Linked DNA regions of Homo sapiens: all the other regions are linked to region 1. The links are chromatin contacts, found by Hi-C or POLR2A ChIA-PET in ENCODE. All regions are on one chromosome and are shown on one strand. Each heading gives the region's core, a stretch centred on a gene start or an enhancer-like site at or near the end of the contact. The rest is flanking DNA. Distances are from core to core; before and after follow the strand shown. Region 1 holds the start of PSMB3 (proteasome 20S subunit beta 3). Region 2 overlaps SRCIN1 (SRC kinase signaling inhibitor 1). Region 3 holds the start of LASP1NB (LASP1 neighbor). Region 4 holds the start of SRCIN1 (SRC kinase signaling inhibitor 1). Region 5 overlaps LASP1 (LIM and SH3 protein 1).

What was found. A loop is a pair of places that touch in the nucleus more often than their neighbours do. ChIA-PET counts read pairs that join two places held with the same protein, here RNA polymerase II (POLR2A). Pooled maps may share reads with other maps.
Region 2: a map of CD8-positive, alpha-beta T cell shows a loop between it and region 1 (6-fold over the local background). The contact joins the enhancer-like site here to the promoter of PSMB3 in region 1. A Hi-C loop is called at or near these places in 8 of 168 maps with a recorded cell type or tissue (B cell, CD4-positive, alpha-beta T cell, CD4-positive, alpha-beta memory T cell and 4 more), 19 of 37 single-sample maps with no recorded cell type and 20 of 50 pooled maps. POLR2A ChIA-PET finds 5 or more read pairs at or near these places in 6 of 52 experiments (CD4-positive, alpha-beta T cell, HEK293, T-cell and 3 more).
Region 3: a loop to region 1 is called in a pooled map, with 3 times the contacts of the local background. The contact joins the promoter of LASP1NB here to the promoter of PSMB3 in region 1. A Hi-C loop is called at or near these places in 7 of 50 pooled maps. POLR2A ChIA-PET finds 5 or more read pairs at or near these places in 4 of 52 experiments (AG04450, GM12878, WTC11 and 1 more).
Region 4: a loop to region 1 is called in a pooled map, with 4 times the contacts of the local background. The contact joins the promoter of SRCIN1 here to the promoter of PSMB3 in region 1. A Hi-C loop is called at or near these places in 1 of 37 single-sample maps with no recorded cell type and 9 of 50 pooled maps. POLR2A ChIA-PET finds 5 or more read pairs at or near these places in 2 of 52 experiments (PC-9 and WTC11).
Region 5: a map of B cell shows a loop between it and region 1 (16-fold over the local background). The contact joins the enhancer-like site here to the promoter of PSMB3 in region 1. A Hi-C loop is called at or near these places in 2 of 168 maps with a recorded cell type or tissue (B cell and CD8-positive, alpha-beta T cell) and 7 of 50 pooled maps. POLR2A ChIA-PET finds 5 or more read pairs at or near these places in 2 of 52 experiments (H1 and activated CD4-positive, alpha-beta T cell).

Annotation. Positions count from the first base shown.
Region 1 is chr17:38,751,394-38,754,057 of GRCh38, reverse strand. PSMB3 (proteasome 20S subunit beta 3) reads right to left here and starts at 1,317. Exons shown (of 6, transcript NM_002795.4): 1 at 1,229-1,317; 2 at 724-908. The coding sequence starts at 1,231. It overlaps TRN-GTT2-5 (tRNA-Asn (anticodon GTT) 2-5), which reads left to right and starts at 2,204; the gene lies at 2,204-2,277. LOC100287808 (a long non-coding RNA gene) reads right to left here. Exons shown (of 1, transcript NR_149004.1): 1 at 2,306-2,664.
Region 2 is chr17:38,556,902-38,559,565 of GRCh38, reverse strand. SRCIN1 (SRC kinase signaling inhibitor 1) reads left to right here. Exons shown (of 19, transcript NM_025248.3): 11 at 1,164-1,339. Among named protein-coding and RNA genes, the nearest start is that of SRCIN1, 48 kb to the left of the region's middle. Within about 2 kb of position 1,310, at least 19 of the 41 ENCODE cell types and tissues checked have a DNase peak (open chromatin) inside an H3K27ac peak, as active enhancers do; they include CD8-positive, alpha-beta T cell, where a contact is called at or near this core.
Region 3 is chr17:38,924,296-38,926,959 of GRCh38, reverse strand. LASP1NB (LASP1 neighbor) reads right to left here and starts at 1,346. Exons shown (of 2, transcript NM_001414697.1): 1 at 1,069-1,346; 2 at 1-543. The coding sequence starts at 1,266. The coding sequence ends at 1,189.
Region 4 is chr17:38,604,580-38,607,243 of GRCh38, reverse strand. It overlaps SRCIN1 (SRC kinase signaling inhibitor 1), which reads left to right and starts at 1,292. Exons shown (of 19, transcript NM_025248.3): 1 at 1,292-1,560. The coding sequence starts at 1,539. RefSeq lists an enhancer at 1-432.
Region 5 is chr17:38,897,106-38,899,769 of GRCh38, reverse strand. LASP1 (LIM and SH3 protein 1) reads right to left here. Exons shown (of 7, transcript NM_006148.4): 4 at 1,251-1,358. Among named protein-coding and RNA genes, the nearest start is that of MIR6779, 17 kb to the left of the region's middle. RefSeq lists enhancers at 37-556, 577-896, 557-1,078, 1,307-1,416, 2,645-2,664. Within about 2 kb of position 1,334, at least 26 of the 41 ENCODE cell types and tissues checked have a DNase peak (open chromatin) inside an H3K27ac peak, as active enhancers do; they include B cell and CD8-positive, alpha-beta T cell, where a contact is called at or near this core.

The sequences.
Region 1 (2,664 bases), core at 68-2,567:
CGTATTCCCTCCTGAAAACCTATCACCGTTCTTTTCCTCTCTTATTCTTCTCTGGCTTCTCTTCGCCCCTCACTGCTAAATGTAACGTTCAGCTCTCAAACTGCCGCTCATTATTTCCCTCCCTACAGACTTTGTCTCTCCAGAATCTGCTCCCATAGATTTGGCACATTGCCAATGCTTCCCCAACCCTGAGATGTAATAACAAAACCCCAACTGCTTGCAAGATGTTTCTATTGGGCTTGTCTTGTCTGCTCAAAATTGTTGTCAAAATCAAAGTCAGGCCAGGTGTGGTGGCTCATGCCTGTAATCCCAGCACTTTGGGAGGCTGAGGCAGGTGGATCACTTGAGGTCAGGAGTTCGAAACTAGCCTGGCCAACATGGTGAAACCCTGTCTCTACTAAAAATACAAAAATTAGCCAGGCATGGTGGTGCGCGCCTGTAGTCCCAGCTACTTAGGAGGCTGAGGCACGAGAATCGCTTGAGCCTGGGAGGTGGAGGTTGCAGTGAGCTGAGATCATGCCACTGAGCTCCAGCCTGGGTGACAGAGCAAGTCCCTGTCTAAAAAAAAAAAAAAGAAAGGGAAGGACATGTTTTTTGGAGGCGGCAAAGTCTCAAACTCACTGGTGGTGTGTGGTAGATGACTGACACCTTGGCCGGTCAAGACGCCGGGGTTGGATGGTCCAAGAAGAGGCCTGGGTGTGGGCGGGGACCCTTGAAACTTACACTGTCTGGACGTCAGTGGCGAGCCCGGCCAGACCGATGTACAGCCGGTCACCCATGGGAAAGATCTTCTGGAAGTCCGTGGTCACCATCTGGGCCTGGATCCCGAAGCGCCTGTCTGCAGCGATGGCCACACAGTTCTTCCCCTTCATGGCCATGACGGCCCCTCCGTTATAGGACATAATAGACTAGGACAGACAGAGCGGAGGGGTCAGCGCGGGGGGTCAAACGCTGCCACAGCCCCCGGCCCAGCTCCTGATGCGGAGGCTCCTGTACGCCCGTTCTCCATTCCGGAGGCGTCTGAACCCCTGGTTCTCCAGCTGGGATGAGCACTGTGTGGCGGCAATGAGCCGCACTCACCCTCTTGGTCCTCACCGGGGCCCGCTCCCCTCGAACTGAAACCGCTTCCTTCCATCGACCCTAGGCCCTTTTCGTCCCCAAGCCTCTCCTGACCCCCTCCGCTTCTCAATCCTTCCCCATGCCCCTTTGCTTTAACTCCCCATCTCACCATGATTGCGGTGTACTAGGATCCCTCGATCGCCAGAGCAATTCCAGTAAACCGGGTCTAGCCTTCACTGCGCAACCGCTCTCACTGCTGTCTCTTCATTGGCTGATAGGCGGACTCTTCCTGGACATCTGGGCTTTCTATTGGTCACACGTCCCTGTCGGTCACCAGTACAGGTAGTTTGGTTGCAAAGTCAAAACGGAGGCGGGAAAAGCGGAAGTGAAAAGTCACTGTGGCTGCGGAAGAGACTTGCGACACGGTGCATAGTGGGATCTCGGCGGACCTGGACTCGGGACCTCAGGGACTGGGGGCGGAGCCTGCGCGCACGTGGGCTGGTGAAACTGGGTTTAGGAAGCTGCGGCCCCAGCTGAAGGGGCACCGTGACGCTTATCAACGTGATGTATGAGTTCGTCGTATTAGTCGTGCTAGCTTATTTATTCACTCCAGAAATCCTGCGTTTACTGTGTACCAGGCACTTGCCTAGGCTCGGAATATTCACTGGCCCACAACAGTGCCTAGTATATAGGAGGCGCCCATTAAATGGAAATTTAATGATGCAGGTGGGAAGGGGAAGGCGTCGCGTGTAGGCGTCGCGGGTATTTTGCGGCTGCAGGGGTTCAGCTGTGAAAGGGAGTTTGGAAGCCGAAGCTTGTTCTGATTTGGGGGACTTCCTGCGGCCCGACTTCACGTATCCTCAATCTCAGGTCACCCTAAAAAGGGACGTTCCGCGCCTCTCCACGTTTGAGGTAGAACCTGAGGATAGCCAGAGTCGACCTCTCGCCGTTCCAATGGAGGAAGGGCGTGCACGTCCCGCGTCCTCTCCTCCCAAGCTCTTTCGCCTCCCTCCCCCATCAGGATCCTTCCCTTTCTCCCCCGGGTTCCACTTATTTCGCCCGATGGCGGCATCTCTTACGGCGTCTGCGCCGTCCAGGCTCGCTCCCATTGACTCGGCTCACTACTACGCCGGTAGTCGACTCGGTCTCTGTGGCGCAATCGGTTAGCGCGTTCGGCTGTTAACCGAAAGGTTGGTGGTTCGAGCCCACCCAGGGACGCTATGACCTTTTTTTTTTTTTTTTTTGTCTTTTGGGTTTTTTTTTTCTCCCCGGAAGATAAAAACCTAAGCCTTTTACTCAAAAGCCAAATTTTGCATTGAAATGGCAGCAGCAATACTTTTTCTAGGAGAATCACTGTTCTTGAAAATTCTTTGCTGCTCAGTCAATAATGGGATAATTTCTCCAGCACTTCCCTCCACACCCCCCCAACCCGCCTCCAAGCTAGATCGCAGGAAACCTAAAGACACAGGTTTTTGTCTCACTGTGCATGCAACACGTTTCAGGATGCATTTTTTCATAGGATTAAGAATGAATTTACAGTGGAGGTTCGACAGTTTTCTATTGTCTGCCTCAATCGATATTACAGTCTCCAAATACTACATTTGG
Region 2 (2,664 bases), core at 61-2,560, 190 kb after region 1:
CCCGCCCCACCAACGCCCACCTACTGGTAGAAGTCCCTTGCCGCAAGTCCCGCCCCATCCCCTACTACCTCATCCTTTTCCCAGAGCTTCCACGCCCGAGTCCTTCGCCGCTCACTGGCCTCTCTCCGAACCCTTTCTCCCCTTCCCCTTTCTTGAGCTTCCGCTCCCTCGCTGAACCTCCACTTCCTCACCAAGGCCTTATCCCTCGCCCGTGACCCCCTCATTGAGCCCTCCTTCTCCTTCCCTGAGTCCCCATCGCCCTCCTGGAGCCCCAGTCACCCACTGAGCCCCTCCGTCGTCAGTATCCCTCGGGGCAGTTCCAGTTCCTTCCTGCCCTGCATCCCTTTCCCTGAGTCAGCGAGAGCCCTTCCCCCAAGTCCTCTCAGCTCCTCCCTCCTGAGCCCCAACAGTCTCCCCGGCCCTGCTTGGCAGATGGTCCCACCTGTCAGGAGCTTGGCATCGCCGAGTCCGCTCCTCAAGCAGGCCCAGGGGCCGTCAGGTGAGGATAATTAGCAGAGACAGGCTGGGGAGGGGGCAGAGAATTGCCATCTGGGCAACGGGTAAGATCTTGCCCACCCCCGCCATTCAGGCTTGGAACAGGGTTGGATCGATCATCAACTTAGTCTTCCTGTCCCAGCCATAGAAGCTCTATCAAATGCCAGCGCTTGAGTCCTTCATTCCAGTCCCGTCCCCATTCCGGGATGATGGAAGCCATAGCCATGCGGCCGCACTGTCGGCAGGGACCTACATAGGGCTACACCCTGTCCCGCAAATATTCCCAACCCCTTCTCCTGCCTCATATTCCCCAGAACTTAACCTTGCCCTCCTCCCCCTGCAATACCACCCCTGCTCGCGGCCACAGCCATGCAGCTCCCCCTTTGCATGGCCCATTTTAACGCTCCCCTCTCCACGATCCCCATCCGTTCTCCTCCTGCCTCTGTTCTTCCCCAGAACTTAGCCCTCTGCCCCTGCCCTTCGCCATCCCGCCCCTGCCCTTCGCCATCCCACCCCTTCGCTGCTGCCTGAGGCGGAGCCAAGCAGCCGCTTCTTCTGCAGAGCCCCGCCCTGGATTGGGCAGTCCTCTACCCGCCTTCTCCCGGCCCTTCCCCTGCCTCGCGGCTCCGCTCCCCCCACCCGGGTCCATCCGTCCGTGCGTCCCGCAGCTACAGAACCAGGAGTCGGTGCGCGCGCTGCTGAAGCGCACGGAGGCAGAGCTGAGCATGCGCGTGTCGGAGGCGGCGCGGCGGCAGGAGGACCCGCTGCAGCGGCAGCGCACCCTGGTGGAAGAGGAACGGCTGCGCTATCTCAACGACGAGGAGCTTATTACCCAGCAGCTCAAGTGAGGCTGGGCCCGCGGCGGAGGGAGGGGTGGGGGTGCGGCTGGAGTGACCCGCAACCTGGTTTCCCTGGGAGGCGCAGCTCCCTTCCCTCTGAGTCACAGGTGGCGTTGGTCTGTTCTGAAGCCTGATTTCATTCTCCTCTGGCCTGATTTCACTGTGACCCACAAACTTTTGACCGGCTGGCATTATTCCTGATTTCTTTTTTCTGGCTTGATGCCTGCTTTTGCTATGGTCTTGCTTCATAATGATCCACACTCAGGCTTCCTGTGGCCTGCAGCTTCACTGTCATGTGGCCAGCTGCCTGATTTCCCTCTGCCCTCTGCCTACTTTCATTTTGGCCTGTGACCCGTGCAAAGTGACCCTTGGGTAGTGAGTTCAGGTGCAGCGTTCAGGTGCCGTCACTGCTCCAGCCTGGCGCTGACCAGCCATCATTGGAGATCCGATTCCCTGATCTCTGAGTCCAGATATAGCCAAGGAAAACCCACCTTCCTTCCTAGTGCAGCTGGAACAGGGCTGTAGTGTTTTCAGAAGGAAGGAGGAATCGCGAACACTGTGCCTCCGCATGCTTAGGCATGGAGGGGTTAACAGAAGACAGTCTTCTGATCCAAATTTAGCAAATGGCTGTCTGGCCAACCATTCCATTGTCTGGCACCTTTGAAGGGAGACGCTGCCTTTCAGTGTCCATTCAGGGAGTGAGCACCCACCCTGCTTTCCCTCGCCAGTGATAAGGATCTGAGACAGAGGCCCTGCTCCTTCCTTTGGGCCCTCTCTTGGTGACACAGGGCACTAGGGGACCTGGAGTCCAGTGCCAGCACTGAGAGGCTGAGTGATCAGGGCAGTTCCTGCCCCTCTCTGTGCCCCAGTGTCCTCATCTGTACCCAGCATTAAGTTTTTCACCTCTCTTTTCAACAAGGGGTTGAGTTGTACTGGCCAGTGACTCCGGGAGCCAGGAGAGGCTGCTCCTTGGAGCCCAGCTTCCTCACTAAGTCATAAATGAGCCTCTTGCGACGGGCTCCTTGAGATGGGTTGCTGCTCCTCAGCCTGAGGCCCACATAGCCTGGTGGTACATGTGCATTTTAGCAAGGCCCAAGGCAACAATTCCCATGACACCATGTGGCTGAAATAGGGTAAGGGGCCACCCCATCACTCTAGGTGTGATAACTTAGTGAGGACTCCAGCCAGATCTCCAAGCAGACTGGCAGGTGTCATCTCTCCTCACCCAGGGAATTCCATTTCTCCAGATTTTCTATCCTTTCCTTGTCCCTTTTCATTCAGCCCAGAGGAGGGGGGTTGGAATTTTCAAAAGCAACTTTACCGAGACATT
Region 3 (2,664 bases), core at 97-2,596, 170 kb before region 1:
AGGTGGGGAAGAAATGATACATTTTAAAAACTCAAATGACAAGTTCTTCCTGGCTGGAGAGTGAGACAAGAGAAACCACAAAACCCCAGACTGTGCAATCTGTAAAGACAGTGATAAAGTGACTACTTCATAGATGAAGATGGACAACTTGAACTTCCCCTTGAGTTTCACAAGGGAGTCCTGTGTGTGAGAAGGAAGGAACATATTTGAGTGTAATGTGCAGTTGCATTTAGATCTAAGGAAACTTAAAATGAATTTAAGTTTCCTTAATTCAAAATGAATTTTTGAGCAGTTCTCCACGGTAACTTTAATAAGTCTCCATTTCAACTTTCTGTTCTCAATCCCATCTACAGCTCAAACATATGCAGTATCTGCCAGCCCTGTCCATGAATTCCTGAAGTCCCAGCCAAGTGCCTCTCAGCTCAAAAAGCCCCTTGCTTGCCAGGGGTCAGCCATGTCTGGAAGGCTCTGAAAGAGGTCTGCTGGGCAGTAGGACTGCTTCTGTGGATGAGAGGCCTCTTGTTGGACTGGAGAGACCAGGAGCTGTAAGAAACCCAGAAATAAAAAGTCTCAGATGGGGACAACTGCAAAGTACCAGGAGTTCCTCCCTCCTCTCCACCATATCCCACAGTTGGACATCTCCCCGAAAACCCCACCCCAAGTAAAATTTATTTGCCGTCTCACCCTCAAATAAGAATGAGTCAATCATTAAGTAATGCAATTATACAAGCATAGTTGTAAACAACTATATTGCAAGTATGCTGACATGCAAAGATGTGTTTTACCTTTAATTACCAGAAGAAAATAGACAACTTGAGTTTGAGCACCTAACTTGAAGAAGAAATTAGGAAATAATAGTCCCTCCCCACCACATCCATCATTCCCAACCCGTTCTGCCTAAAAATCGTTTACATTGTGGATTTTATTTGTAATTTTTAAAGTCTTATTTTAAATTAGGTCCCAAAGAAAGAAGCTGGCATTTCTTATTCTTTTCAGAGTGGTCTAAGAAAAAAAATAGGAAAGCAAACTCTTTCTTTTTTTCTTTTCTTTTTTTTTTGGAATCAATACCCGAGATAACAGCAGAAGCAAAAATCCACCGGTGCGTCAGCAAGCAGGGCACTCGGCCATTCATCTCCATCCTTCCTTCTGAGCTGTTCTCCAGCAGGCTCCGGCCGCAGCTCCAGGCCACTAGAGCAGATAGATAATGTAGGACAGAATGACCAGGCCTATGATGGCAAAGAACATCAGGATGAAAATATCCAGCATTGTGGATTCCTAGGCCGACCAAGCCCCTGGATTCTGGTGAACCGTGAGCTGTGAGCACGGAGGTTGCAGTCGGTGGAGAGAAATGGCTCCCCTTCACTCCACAGCTCAGCCCTGGTTCTTTCCCCTCCCCCTCCCAGGGGCCTGAGACTGAAGGATGCTGCAGCTCCACCAGCAGCTTCCTGCCCCCCCACCAACCACAGCCAACCAATCACAAAGCCTGGGGGTGGATAGCCAAGGAGATGCCAGATTTAGACCCACAGAACCGCAGAATCAAAGGGGCTCAATTTCTCCCCAGGAACCCAATCCCACCCCTTTGTATCTAAATGGAGCCTGCATGCTCTGGATGTAGGAGGAGATAGGATCCTACCCAGCTCCCCCAAGAGTGAATCCTCCTGACTGCCTTCTTCGCGTTTCCTCTCACACACCTCGGGCAGATTATCTCAGAAAAATCATGGTTGGGTATTGGGTGGGCCATTGGCAACTTCTAAAGGTCACATTATGGGGAGACACAGACAAAAGTTTCGTGTGGATCTCAGTGGGCTTCCCTGAGGGATGAAGCTAACATTTATACATTTCCTACACTGGGCCAGATATCGTACATGTGGTGCAATTTCAACCTCCCTATGAGTCTTTCATAGATGGGGCTCAGAGATGGTCAGAAACTTACCCTAATGGTTCATAGCTTAGATGTGTCAGAGACCAGCCGGGCGCAGTGGCTCATGCCTATAATCCCAGCACTTTGGGAGGCCGAGGCAGGTGGATCACAAGGTCAGGAGTTCAAGACCAGCCTGGCCAAGATGGTGAAACCCTGTCTCTACTAAAAATACAAAAGTTAGCCAGGCTTGGTGGTGCATGCCTGTAATCCCAGCTACTTGGGAGGCTGAGGCAGAGAATTGCTTGAACCCGGGAGGCAGAGCTGAGATCGCGCCACTGCACCCCAGCCTGGGCTACAGAGCAAGATTCTGTCTCAAAAAAAAAATAAAAATAAAAATTAGCCGGGCGTGGTGGCAGGTGCCTGTTATCCCAGCTATTCAAGAGGCTGAGGCTAAAGAATTGCTTGAACCCGGCAGGCAGAGGTCGCAGTGAGCTGAGACCGTGCCATTGCACTCCAGCCTGGGTGACAGAGCGAGACTCCGTCTCAAAAATAAATAAATTAATAAATAAAATAAAAAGTAAAAGGCTGGGTGTGGTGGCTCATGCCTGTAATCCCAACACTTTGGGAGGCTGAGGTAGGTGAATCACCTGAGGTCAGGAGTTCAAGACCAGCCTGACCAACATGGAGAAACTCCAGCTCTACTAAAAATACAAAATTAGCTGGGCATGGTGGCACATGCCTGTAATCCCAGCTACTCAGGAGGCTGAGGCAGGAGAATCGCTTGAACCTGGGAGGTGGAGGTT
Region 4 (2,664 bases), core at 43-2,542, 150 kb after region 1:
TGAGTTACTGCAATTGGTTATTTATCTCTAAGGGGAATCTGGGACCTTGTCCCTAGCTGGGCATGTGGTTGGCTCAGGGGCAGGCCTGGGGGTGGATAGGAAATTGGGAGAGCCCAGATTAAGGTTGCAACTGGGTAGACCAGGAAGTGGGGAAACCGGTTTGTCATTTGGGCCACTTGGGGTGGGGTCTCCTCTCCTGGGCTCTCTGCCTGCCTGCCACTCTGCCTGATGGCCCACAGTGAATAGAAGTACTGTGTCCACTCTCTTGCTCACCTAAACTGCTTTTGGAAACTCCAGAAGTAAATAAAAGGGACAGGGGACTCAGCCCACCTTCTCCTCCGCAAGAAAGCTTGAGAGAGAAGGGACTGGCCAGAGCATCGGAGCGAGGGAGGGAGGGGGCCGCTGGAATCACGAGGTGTCGGCGCGGGCCTGGGTCTGGGTCTGGGTCCGGGTCAGCGCTGGAGAAGTCTGCGGAGCCAACAGGTAGGCCAACGAAGGTGGGACGCGGAGGGGCGGGGGACGGCAGGGTGGAGCCGAGCTAGTGCTCTGCGGGCTGAAGTAGAGGCGGCAGTGACGCCGCCAAGCGAGGCGTGAGCAGGGACCGTCGCTGGAGCGTCCTACGGTGGGGTCTCACTGGCCGGAGGGGCGCGGACCTGCCTGCAGTTCCCGCGCACGCCTGCAGGAGGGGCTGCAACCCGGAGCGGGGGCGAGGCGGCGGCCCAGCAGGGGGCGCCGGGGAGCCCAGACCCTCCGACCGAGCCGCGTCTAGGCGCGCTGGGGTGAGGGGTCGCGAGGCAGAAGCAGAGGAGGATCCGGGCGCTCCCAGCATGGGGCGGCTGTTGGTTTCCGCGGTCACCTTGGCTGAAGGGAGCCCCCAGTCTCGCCGCCCCGCCTCCCCACCCAGCCCCGAGAGCCTTTCCATCCCTAGGCGCGCCCGGGCTTGGAGACCCAGGAGTCCTCCACCCTCCAAGTGTCCCCGCTTCCCCGGGTGCCTCCTCCGAGCCGGTCCTCGGTCAATGTATTTGTCTCTATCGTGGCGCGAAGACTACTTGGGGTGGGACGAAGCAGGTGGCGCGGGAAGGAGAGAGTGAGCGCGCCCCGCGCCCGGCCCCGGCCGCGCGCTGCGGGATCACGCGGTGAAGCTGGAGGGCGCGAGAAGGCGCAGTGCCCCCTCCCCTCCCCCGCCCCCGCCGCCCCGGGCGGCCCTTTGTAAGTTCCGGCCACACGCGCGCGCCCGCGCCGCGCGCGCGCCCGCCCGCAGTGACACACCCGCGCCGGCCCGCGCGCGCGCAGACACACACTCAAACACACACACACTCGCTCTCGCACACTCGGTGACACGCCCGCGCGCGCGCTCACCCACACGCCCGGCCGCCGGCGCCCTCCCAGCTGGTCCACCCCGGCGGGGCCCGCGCCCCCGGCCCGCCCGCCTGGCACCGCGCCCCGGGGCTGGGGCCGAGCGAGGAGCCCGCGAGGCGGCGAGAGGGCGAGCGCCAGGCAGGCCGGCCCGGGGCCCCCGCCCCCCGCGCCCCCGCCCGATGGGGAACGCTCCGTCCCAAGGCATGTCCCTGTCTCTCTCCTCCCTAATGTGCCTCCATGCTTAAGTGGAAGGTATTTCTGTTTTCTTTGTGTGTTTTCCCCCTCGGCCGGGGGCGGGGGCGGCGGCCGGGCCGGGGAGGCGGTGGCCGGCGGGGCGAGGGATGCTGGGGCGCAGGTGTGTGGGGGCAGGGGACCGCTGTGCGCCGGGCTTGGGAGAAGGACCCGGGCGAGAGGAGTGCTGGGACCAGAGAAGGGGGCAGGGTGGCGAGGCAGGAGACTGGGTGGGGAGGGCCTCACTACGCCCCGGGGTGGGGGCCAGAGGGGTTCAACTGTAAAGGGGCTTGTGTGGAAGGGGGAGGGGTGAGGAGAAGAAGGGGGATGGATGGTGAGGAGGGTGGGGGGAGAAGGGCGTCCCTCCGAGGTGGGGGAAGTGGAGGATGCAGGGGAGGGGAAGGGGATGGAGAAGTGAGGGGTGCATCAAAGGCCTCCCTCCCCCAGCTCCCAGAATGGGGTGCACGGGCTAGGATGGTGGTGGTGGGCCCTTTGCGCCAGCCTCCAGGGAGGGAAGGGGATGAGTGCGTTCTGGGGTTGGCCGCGTTGCCAGGATACAAGCCTGTATTCCACACACCCCCCCTCCCCGCACCTCGAGGCCCTAGCCCTGGAGACCTCTGAGCCTCAGCAGCAGTTGCAGAAACTGGGGACCAGCTCCCCGCTCTACCAGCGGGTAGGGAGGGCCACGAGAGGGAGGGGTTTAGGGAGGGGCTATTTGATCTTAACCCCTCCCCCTGCAGAGGCCAGGGGGCAGGGGAGGGCGCCCCCAGCTGGGGAGGGCATCTAGGGTGAGTGAGAAGATAGGGAAGGCAGGCGGCTGAGGGGTGGAGGGTGGGGCTGGGAAGGGGACGCACCGTGGCCCCCCCTCCCCTCCCACGCACCCCCCTGCTACGTCAGAAGCTCCCGGGCCAGCTCCGAGTCCTGTCGGTGGGGGCAGCAGGATGCTGGTGGAAGCAGAGGGGACAGGCCGGGTGCCTCCGCAGCTCAGCTGTCAGGGCCCGGCGGGGCGTGTGCGGCTGCTGGTGCTCGTCCCCCAGCCCCACGCGTCCCCATGCAGCCCTGGCAGTGCCTCCG
Region 5 (2,664 bases), core at 85-2,584, 150 kb before region 1:
CTGTCTCAAAAAAAAAAAAAAAGATCTGAACGCCCTCTAAGTAGGAAGTACTCATTCATGAAAGCTTCCATTCTGTTTTCCCTCTACATAAATGTATGCCTGTCAGATGGGTCAAGACGTACAATGTATATTTTACTGTAGGCTGAAGTCAGAGTTTGAAAGCCACCATTTTGGGCATGGCTGGTTCTGCTGTCTGTGGGCTGCCTGTGCTTCTGAAATCCACCTGACCCACCACTGCAGCCCACTCTATGCACGGCCCAGCCAAGCTCTTAAAGGAGCGCCCTGCTGAGGTGGCCAGGTGGAGGGTAGGAAGGGATGTGGAGCCCAGGGAGTGGGTGCTGAGACCACCGGAAAGCCAGGCTCCCCCGGCAATCTCTATCCCCAGTTCCTCAGCCCAGAGCAACAATGGGCAGCTCACTGATCCCTTCCTGTTCCAGACACGAAGACAGCTGCCTGCCTAAACCCTCCCTGGCAGGACCTCCTAGGCCAGGCTGGCTGGGCAGCCCCTGCAGTTCTGTGTGCGCATCCCCCATGGTTGCTGCTCACCGCAGTGCCCTGCCCCCGCATGCCTAAAGCCACACAGGCTGCTTGCCTGTGGCTCTGCCAAGCAGGAAACTGAGGCCTGTTCTCTGGCCACAGGTGCCATGGAGGGCACACGATGCTGGGGACAGTTGATCCCCTGCCCACTCTCCATGCCCACCCCTGCCACAGCCAGATGCCACTGACCATCAGGGAGGCGGGGGGTGTGAGCCAGGGGGTGCAGGGCTGGCGGGTGAAGCTGGCTGGGGTTTTTACACAGGAAGGAAGAGCAGGCTGATGTGGGGGAGGAGGCCAAGGAAGGGCGGAAATGACTGCAATGTCAGCACCCAGGCGCAGACCAGGGGAGGCCAGGTGCTCCCCGCCCCCCAGTTTTGACCTTTGTGCTAAGATGAGACATGCAGTCTTCACCGATACCCACGATATCCAGAAAAAAGAACAACAGTCAGAGAGAGTGGGGGCTGATTTAGCACACAGGCCCCCACAGAATACAGTCCCTTCAAGAAGAAAATGCTATGCGTGCTGGTGGTCTGGGGGTACACAGAGAAGAGGCATCTGGGAACCCCAAGCTCTTCCCCAGGCCCACCCTGGAGGGCAGGGGTAGTGGAGGCACTGGCCTCATTCACATCTGCCAGGCTTGCGTCTGCCAGGCTGGCAGGAAGGGGACCAAACAGAGGGCAGCAGGGATGCCGCAGGGCAGGGCAAGAGCTCACGTTACTGATCTGGTCCTGGGTCTTCTTGATTCTCTGGAGCTCGGGCGTGTCTGCCACTACGCTGAAACCTTTGCCCTTGTTCTTCTCAAACTCCTCCTTGTAGCGCACCTGCAGGAGGGGAGGAAGAGGGATTGGAGTCAGGCCAGGAGCCGAAAGGGCCTCGGCTTGGGGCCCCTCTGAGGCAGCAACCAGTCAGGAGACAGGGACAGGGAGTCAGCAGAAAGACCCTGATCAGAAGTCCCCAACTCAAAGCAGAGGCCTCAGCCAAAAGGTGTTAGACTCGTAATAATAAGCCACTACCAAGTCTTTGGTGCACAGTGAATGGCAGGCACAGAGTCCAGGGCCTTACATGAACCATCTCATTTAGATCCCACCATACATATAGCCACGCAATTAACAGCTCCAATTTACGGATCAGGAAACGGAGCCACAGAAAGGCAAAGTCCCCTGCCCAAGGTCACAGAGCTTAGCAGTCAATGTCCGGCACTACCAGAGTGCAAACCCTCATCTGCCTGACTCTTGACCCTTCACTCCCTGCCCATCCTGTCTGGAAGCTTATAGGAAAAAGGTTCTTTCCAGGGCTCCCAGGGTGGCCCCAGCCCTCATGTTAGCCAGGATGTGGCCCTGCCCACTACGCCTGGGGGAGCTTTTCAGCAACCAGCTGAGTGAGGGCTGTGCCAAAGGACAGAGTTGGTGCCCAGAAAGGAGGGTGGTGAGACAGCCCCAGGGAAGGCTCCATCAGTGCGCCTTTGACAGGCCCCGCGGATTCTGGGAGCCTGCCGGGATGGCTTCAGAGGCCACCGCCATAGGAGGGGAGGAAAGCAGCGGGGGTCAGACAGCATCTCAGCAGGTCTCCAAGCTCCAGGGAAGAACCCTTCCACCCCACCACAGTACTAGAGGGACTCAAGTCAGACATCAGAAAGGACTTCCCTGGCACGAAAGGAATTGAAATATGAGGAACAGCTTGTCCTCCCCTGAGGGTTTTGAAGAACAGAATGAGGCTGAGAAAACTCATGGAACAGGAAACTATTCCTTGGCTTCCAGAGACTTCACTGTCCACCTCATCAGCCATCTGTTCCAGACCCCACCAGCTGCTTGGATTTCCTCCACGGGGGCTGCACTGTCCTGGACACAGGTCAGCCCAGGACACAAACCCAGGCAGTTCCCTGGCAGGGAATCATCTGGCAGCAGCACCGAGCTGTGCTTGGACTGGAGCGACTGCGCATGCGCATGCAGCCACGGCCACACCTGTCAGGTCCTCTGCACATGCCTGTGGGGGTCAGAGTCCTTGTTTGTCTCCTGAAGCCCCCAGTCACTCATCCATGTGGTTCCCTCTCCTTCTCTGTTCTGATCCAGACAAGAAGGGCTTGGATGTGCTGTTCCCCATTAGTTCAGAAGTGAATGCAGTGGATAG